2 separate regions of the Homo sapiens genome follow, and region 2 is linked to region 1. The links are chromatin contacts, found by Hi-C or POLR2A ChIA-PET in ENCODE. All regions are on one chromosome and are shown on one strand. The core of a region is the stretch at or near the end of the contact, and the rest is flanking DNA. Distances in the headings are between cores, read along the strand shown.

Region 1 (4,052 bases), core at 744-3,243:
GGGGAGCAGAAGAAAGGAGAAAGGAATTGAAATCAGGGACAGGGTTGAGGGCTATGGGGGTTAGGGGAATGAGGGTCGGGTAAGAGGGCAAGTGTAAATGATCTTGTCCGTTTTTGAGTTAATGTGTAATGAGACGGGGAGAAAACAGGAGAGCCCAGAATGACCTGGATGCTGATCACTGAACATACCCTACCCCCAGTAAAACAAATTCAGAAAACAGCTTCCGCCCGTCCCCTCCCAATGGAGGGCTCTGGCAGGAAAAGAGGTGAATAAGAGGCTTCTACCAGGGTAAAGGTTGAAGGCACCTGGTCATTTGATCACCTTATCAGTTCTAGGCAGTGATTAGCCAATATTGAGTCAGCAGGGGCAATAGCCCTGGCCCTTGTCTCACTCCTGTTGGGGGTGGGGGAGGGGGAGAGGTACATTCCCAGGTTCAAAGCATTTGGGTGAAATCAGTTAAATAGATATCAGAAGCTTTTGTATCTTTCACCCTTTTGCCCCCCAAGCATACTCGCTGAGTATGTGGAACATTCCTGAGGGTGACAGTGGAGGCGCAAAGCTGATGAGGGAGGTAGTGACCAGAGACCAAGAAATCTTTGTTTTTTAACTTTTGTTTTAAATTCAGAAGTATATGTGCAGGTTTTTTTGTTTGTTTTCCTGAGACGGAGTTTTGCTCTTGTTGCTCAGGCTGGAGCGTAATGGCATGATCTCGGCTCACTGCAACCTCCACCTCCCGGGTTCAAGGATTCTCCTGCCTCAGCATCCCAAGTAGCTGGGATTACAGACATGCGCCACCACGCCCGGGTAATTTTGTACTTTTAGTAGAGACGGGGTTTCCCCATGTTGGTCAGGCTGGTCTTGAACTCCCGACCTCAGGTGATCTGCCCGCCTCGGCCTCCCAAAGTGCTAGGATTACAGGCATCAGCCACCGCCCCTGGCCTATATATGCAAGTTTGTTACACACGTAAACTTGTGTCATGGGGATTTGTTGTACAGATTATTTCATCACCCAGGTATTAAGCCTAATATCCATTAGTTATTTTTCCTGATCTTCTCCCTCCTCCCACCCTTCACCCTCCAAGACCAAGAACTCTTACTCCATTTTCAATTATTCCCCTGTGGAGCGCTTAGTGCTTGAGGTCAGCCCTTTGGCTTGTCCCTGGTCCTGGGATGGAGTGCCTTTGGGGGCCAGGCTCCATATTCCTAGATTTTATTTGCCAACTCTGCCTTGGGACTCAGGGAAGGAAGGGTTAAATACAGAAAGCAGCTGTTTCAGCGAATAGTTCTGCTAGAACTTACTCCTCTGCGCCAAACTCTCACACCCGTTTCCATTCCACCAAGTGGTCAAGAGCGGGGACTTCGAGAGATGTAGACCTCCAGAAGAGAAGGGTGGGTCCCTGTTCTAGGGAGTGCTGCGCTTAATGAGTAGTACTCATTTGGAGGTGTGCTGTGGAGGGCTGTGAGGAGGATTTCCCATGGGTTCTTTGGAGAGAAGGGAGCGATAGAAATGAACCAGGGTTCCAAAGAAGTCTTCATAATCGTTCTTTCTGCCACCCTTCACACTATGCCAGTCTACAAGCTGTAGTTCCACTTTTCTCATGGATGAAACTACATGGGTGGAAGGAGCTTCAGTGGCCCAAGCTACAAGATGCTCCCTCTAGTGTCTTGTACGCTCACAAGTTTTTTTCCGACCTTGGAGAGGCCTAGTGATCTAAAGCCTTCCACTTAAGTCTAAGGGGCCACCAATCAAGTCCTGCCCGCCTCTGCAGCTCCAGGGTTGAAGCTCTTGGGCCGTCAGACCTGCCACTCATTTTCTTCCTCCCTTCCCATTGGCCCATGGTAAATAGCGAGGCTTTTTTTTTTTTTTTTTTTTTTCATTGATTGGGCGGGGCCCAATCAGGGTTGGGTTGGGTCTTTGACAGCTTTCTTTGCCAGATTCAAAGATGGCGCTTACGGCCACGCTAAGAATGCAGCGTGAAGCTGCAGTTCTGCCATCACTCAAGATGGCTGCCCCCATCAAGATGACCGGGGTGTGCCGGGGGGAAAGGGGCAGCATGATGGTCTGAGATGGTAAGGGATACTGCACCATTGCGGGCCTGGTCTTGGGGCCTGGGAATGAAGAATAGAGAGGCTAGGGAGCTAGGTGAAGTCTGTGGTGGGGGCTAGGATCAGAGAAAGGGAGAGAGGACAAGGGTGACAAGTGGGGGTGAGAGATCAAAGATGGGGCGGGAGTGTGCCTAGGGTTGTCTCTCCATGAGTGCTCTCCTTCCCTACTCTTCCTGTTCCAGGTGTAGCGTCGGACCATGTGGAAGTTTCTGAGGCTGGGGAGCCGGATAATGGGGGGTGGGGCCCGTTGGGGGGTAAAGGGGCAATAGCGTCCTTTCACAGGCTAACCTCGGCTCTTCCCAGTCCTCTGGACTAAAATGGGGAACACATTGGGCCTGGCACCAATGGGGACTTTGCCCCGCCGGAGCCCCCGCCGAGAGGAACCCCTGCCCAACCCTGGGAGCTTCGATGAGCTGCACCGTCTATGCAAAGGTGAGAACTTGGCACTTGGGTGTCTCAGGATGAAGGGGCAGAGGAGTGGAGGGTCTTGAATGCCGGATGTCCGGCGATGGGAGCAGGAAAGGGGAGATCATAGCTGGGTCATGCAGCCTCAGGGAGGATCAGGTGCCCAAATGAAGTGGAGCATTTCATTGCAGGACTTGAAAGGAGGTTAATTCCTCCAAAGTGTTCCCTATGGGATTGAAAGGGGAGACTATCTTTTGGGGTAGGGGTTCTTTGTCTGTGCTTATTCCTTCCCTTCCCCTACCCCCTTCAGATGTATTCCCAGCACAGATGGAGGGAGTGAAGCTCGTTGTCAACAAGGTTCTGAGCAGCCATTTCCAGGTGCTCCCACTTCTCTGGCCCCTCCTTACTATTCCCCCTTTCCTGTCCCTGGATCATCTTCTCCTTTCCTTTGTACTCCAGCCCTAGCCAGTCTATGTGGGACAAATGAGGGAGGATGTGGGGTTCTCTTTACCTCCGTGCCTGTGGGACTTGTTGCTTTTAATCCGATGACCTTCTCTGTATATGTTGGAATATTTAGGATTCTTGAGAGGCCCTCTGGATGGGGAAAAGACTAAGGGTGGGATGAGGGATTGAAGTGGAGCAGGAATGCGCTTTTCTCCACTGAATCCTCTTTTCCTCAGGTGGCGCACACTATACACATGAGTGCCCTGGGCTTGCCGGGATATCACCTCCATGCGGCCTATGCAGGGGATTGGCAGCTCAGTCCCACTGAGGTGAGGGCTCCACACACCTGGGTCATCTCCCTAAAAACCAATCTGGGACCCAGGTCTGGAGGAAGAGGAATTGTGTGTGTTATGGGGAGGAATGGGCCGTAACCTGATTCTCTGTGTCTTTTCTGAATGAGAGAGGGTAGAGAAACATTTTCTGTGAAGAGCCCAGAGTGTGTCTTTGTGACTCCACCAGGGGGCGCTGTGCACTCTTAATGAAGTTCTATATTTGGGTTTAGGCTGAGTGGTGCCATCCGGCTCAGCCTTACTACTGTGTACACCCTTCCACAGGTGTTCCCCACTGTGGTAGGGGATATGGACAGCAGTGGCAGCCTGAACGCCCAGGTCTTGCTCCTCTTGGCAGAGCGGCTCCGAGCTAAGGCTGTCTTCCAGGTGACCACAGTTCCTGCCTCCATCCCCTGAGGCACTTCCTCTTTCTCCTCCACGGGTTTCCTGCTCTGAGGGCTTGGAAGGAGGAGCAGAGTCTATAATGATCATAAAGAGGGAGGGAGATTTTACTTCTTGCTCTTGCCACCCAGACGCAGCAGGCCAAGTTCCTGACATGGCAGTTTGATGGCGAGTATCGGGGAGATGACTACACAGCCACTCTGACCCTAGGAAATCCTGACCTGATTGGGGAGTCGGGTGAGGAACTGGGACAGGGTTCTTTTTATCTTGGCGGCCCATTTGCTAATGTTACTATGCCTCTTCATCTTCTGTACAGTTTGGAGTTTAGAAAAGGAACTTCTTGGGCAGGCTGGGGTGGCGGTTATT
Region 2 (4,069 bases), core at 1,436-3,935, 400 kb after region 1:
TGATCTTTTATCGCCCTTTGAAGCATGTGATCTTTGTGACTTACTCCCTGTTTGTACACCCCCTCCCCTTTTAGAATCCCTAATAAAAACTTGCTGGTTTTGTGGCTCAGGTGGGCATCATGGAACCTGCCAATATGTGATGTCACCCCTGGCGGCCCAGCAGTAAAATTTTTCTCTTTGTACTCTTTCTCTTCATTTCTCAGACCGGTCAACACTTAGGGAAAATAGAAAAGAACCTACATTGAAATATTGGGTGCTGGTTCCCCTGATACAGAACTTCATCATTTTTTTCAATAAAATTCAAGCAATCATCATCAGGTACAAAGGCTGTGATTTTCTTGCTGTTCTCTCATCTGCCTCACAGCCTCCAACCTGTAACAAGAGGATCAGCTGTGCCAGTGGAGACCACAGCATCTAGCTTATGCTGGATGATCAGCTTGGCCCTGGCACACTTCTCAGTGGCAGAGCTGGGCTATTTGGCTCCAATCCCTACTTTTTCCAGCCCAATTCCCTTTGCATGAGAAGCACCTCCAAAAGGGCTGGTCTTCAGGACTGTGCCCGAATGGGCTTTCTTGTACCATTTACCATGCCACTTCTGATCCTGTCGGTGACAATGGAGCTTCCTGGAGGTAGACAGTCCATGACACTTGCCCATATTGCCAGCTCCACAGGTCTGAGCAAAAGAACAGAGACAAAAATTTAAAATAAAAGAAATGACTCTAGGCCTGGTACGGTGGCTCTTGCCTGTAATCCCAGCACTTTGGGAGTCTGAGGCGGGAGGATCACCTGTGGTCAGGAGTTTGAGACCAGCCTGGCCAATATAGCGAAAGCCCATCTCTGCTAAAAATACAAAAAAATTAGCTGGGCGAGGTGGCAGGCGCCTATAGTCCCAGCTACTCGGGAGGCTGAGGCAGGAGAATGGCGTGAACCTTGCGGGGCGGAGCCTGCAGTGAGCCGAGATCGCGCCACTGCATTCCAACCTGGGCGACAGCGAGACTCTGTCTCAAAAAAAAAAAAAAAAACACAAAAATTAGCCGGGCATGGTGGCCCATGACTGTAATCTTCTCAGCTACTCAGGAGGCTGAGGCAGGAGAATTGCTTGAATGTGGGAGGTGGAGGTTGCAGTGAGCCGAAATCGCACCACTGCACTCCAGCCTGGGCAACAGAGCAAGACTCCATCTCAAAAAAAAAAATTAATTAAAAAAAAATAAATGACTCTAGTTTAAAGATCATTTGGCAAATTTATTTATTTACTTATTTAGTATACATATGATACACATATATGTATTTTACATAAGATATAAAATATGTGTACACATAAACATATATGCATATATAATTTCTGCATATGCATATCTATGTTTGCATGTCTTCTCATTTCACTAAACATCATTGAAAACTTCCACCTGCAACTAAACTGGAGCCCACTGATGACAGAGGATGGCAGGGCAGAAAGAAAGGAGATTCTGTGTGGAGGCTATGGAGAGGCCCTGGGTCTTGGGCAGTATAGAAAATGGCTTTTGTCCAAGTGTTCTTATTGCTCAATTCCCACCTATGAGTGAGAACATGCGGTGTTTGATTTTCTGTCCTTGCGAAAGTTTGTTTAGACTGATGGTTTCCAGCTTCATCTATGTCCCTACAAAGGACATGAACTCATCCTTTTTTATGGCTGCATAGTATTCTATAGTGTATATGTGCCACATTTTCTTACTCCAGTCTATCATTGATGGACATTTGGGTTGGTTCCAAGTCTTTGCTATTGTGAATATTTCCGCAATAAACTTACGTGTGCACGGGTGGGGAACATCACACACCGGGACCTGTCGTGGGTGGGGAAGGGGGGAGGGATAACATTAGGAAAAACACCTAATGTAAATGACGAGTTAATGGGTGCAGCACACCAACATGGCACATGTATACATATGTAACAAACCTGCACCTTGTGCACATGTAGCCTAGAACTTGAAGTATATATATATGAATTAAAGAAAAAAAAGGCTTTTTAGACCCAGCACTGACGAGATTCCCTAGGTCGATGGTGGTGGAATTAGGGGTCTCTGTCCTCAGACATTTGGATCTGGATATGTCAGCATGAAAGTCCTTAAGTTGCAGGCATTTTTTAAAAAATATTTTTTATTTCCAAGCTGAATACCATTAATTGGAATGTTACAGGCTTTTTAAGCTCCGTGTTCTGTCTGCATGGCTAATATGCCCGTAGAAACCTTTCAAAACAGCGTGGGTTGAAGACTAATTTTGTAACACAAAACTCACTTACTTAGATATCACATTTTGCTGGACGTGATTGGACCTGAAAGAAAATATTTTTAATGCTCACGACAATAACCTTTTTATGAGTCAGCACTAAACGTGTGCACATGCATACATAAGTTGTCTACATCAGCAAAAAAAGCTTATCGTCGTATTTCTCTGACCAAAATCAACGGAACCCCCGAAATCACAGAGAGCATCCATTTTGGATTCCCCGAAGACCCTTCGTTCCTGCATCCTCTTCTGCTCTCCCTTTCTCAGCCTCTTCTGCTGGAAGCTGAGTCCTGCTCCAGATCTAGGCAAGTGCTAGCGCGGAAAAAAGACCTGCCTCGCTCAGGGCTGTGAGCCGCGCCCTGAAGCACGGAAAGCTAATTGTGTCACTGGTTTCAAATCAACTTCAAATTTTTTGGAGACGTAAGAGTGCTGAGCATTTTTTCTTCAGTGAAGTGACTTGGCAGCCCAGGTCGCCAACGCCCGTTTCTGTAGCGCGATCGGTTAGCGCCTTCGGCTGTTAAACGAAAGGTTGGTGGTTCGTTCCCACCCCGGGACAGAAGTCCCACTTTTGTGAACCTTGAGTTTTTGAAACTTTCACTGAAAAAAACCGCGTGCGATGCTATCCGCCGGGAGCGCTGGAGCCTTGGCTCTCAAAACCAGCCGCGGTGCTAACCGCCGGGATCCCTGGCAGCTGACCTCCGCGTTGTGTGGTTCCCAATGTCCTCTTCTGCCTTAGTGCTGTACGGGTAATTTTGAGGTATTTGGTTTTTCCGACTAGGGTTGTAGTGATAACTCTTAGCTGCTTAACCACTGCAATTACGTTATGGAAACTGACACTTTAAGAAAATTTACTGACCAAAGGAAGTAAGTACTAATAATACCAAAACAAATTGTTTGTCTTTCCACCAAACCTGTACCTGCCTTGCCTTTCTATTTCCTAACTCAGAAAACGGGCACTATGTGTGGAACCTGGTCCTTAGTCATGCCATGTACTGCCGGCTGCCAATTCTTGGAGAGTCGGCCTCCTAAATACCTTGTTGATTAAGCACCTTCCTCTCCAGCCTCACCGCCAGTTACTTCCTCATTGCTCCCTTTGGGTTATTGCATCCTGCCTTGCATGCCCTATCTGGTTTCCGGTCTTCAGCTCTCCTGTCCCGTCCATCCATCAAGTAGTTGCCAGAGAATCCTTCTAAAATACTATACGGTATAAACCTGGTCTGCTTAAACTCTCTCAATGTATTGCAGGGTCTGATACGATCTTCTTAGTTTGGAAGGTAATGCCCTTCATGATCTGGCCCTGAAACTCTTTCCTCTCCCTCACCGACACAGAACCAAACTGCTTTCTTGAACTCACACTCTGGCTTTTGAATCTTTGCCTATGAACCTTGGGCTTTTCTTCTCTTCTTTGCCTGGCGAACTCCTACTCATCCTTCATGACCACACCCCCCAAATCAAGCCTCTTTTCTGCAGCCCTTTCTTCATTCTCTTCCTATTTAACTGTTTTTCTCACTAGAAATAAAGCTTCTCCAGGGAATGACCCTGTGTTGTTCATCTGGTATCTTCAGCACCTGAACTCAAGCTTGCACATTGTAGGTAGTAAATAAATGTGAGTTGAATGTCCAAGGTTTCCAAATGCACCTGTGTCGTGTCGGAATCTTATGTAATATTTATGTATGTAATCTAGCTTGAATCGTCTTGGTATATAGCTCATAATTCATACAATCAGGCTGACCCTCTACCTCTGCCCAGGCCTCTACCTCCTGTGTAGCTGTGCCTTCTCCTATCTGCCCCAATGCTCTAAAACGAT

What was found. A loop is a pair of places that touch in the nucleus more often than their neighbours do. ChIA-PET counts read pairs that join two places held with the same protein, here RNA polymerase II (POLR2A). Pooled maps may share reads with other maps.
Region 2: a loop to region 1 is called in a pooled map, with 5 times the contacts of the local background. The contact joins the enhancer-like site here to the promoter of TOMM40L in region 1. A Hi-C loop is called at or near these places in 1 of 168 maps with a recorded cell type or tissue (natural killer cell) and 4 of 50 pooled maps. POLR2A ChIA-PET finds 5 or more read pairs at or near these places in 2 of 52 experiments (GM12878 and MCF 10A).

The regions. Positions count from the first base shown.
Region 1 is chr1:161,224,067-161,228,118 of GRCh38, forward strand. TOMM40L (translocase of outer mitochondrial membrane 40 like) reads left to right here and starts at 1,994. Exons shown (of 10, transcript NM_032174.6): 1 at 1,994-2,070; 2 at 2,289-2,538; 3 at 2,822-2,889; 4 at 3,192-3,284; 5 at 3,570-3,671; 6 at 3,818-3,923. The coding sequence starts at 2,424. It overlaps MIR5187 (microRNA 5187), which reads left to right and starts at 3,120; the gene lies at 3,120-3,195. RefSeq lists enhancers at 1,400-1,509, 1,970-2,039, 3,554-3,733.
Region 2 is chr1:161,618,931-161,622,999 of GRCh38, forward strand. It overlaps the pseudogene RPS23P9. Among named protein-coding and RNA genes, the nearest start is that of TRL-CAA6-1, 8.9 kb to the left of the region's middle. Within about 2 kb of position 2,686, at least 19 of the 41 ENCODE cell types and tissues checked have a DNase peak (open chromatin) inside an H3K27ac peak, as active enhancers do; they include GM12878 and natural killer cell, where a contact is called at or near this core.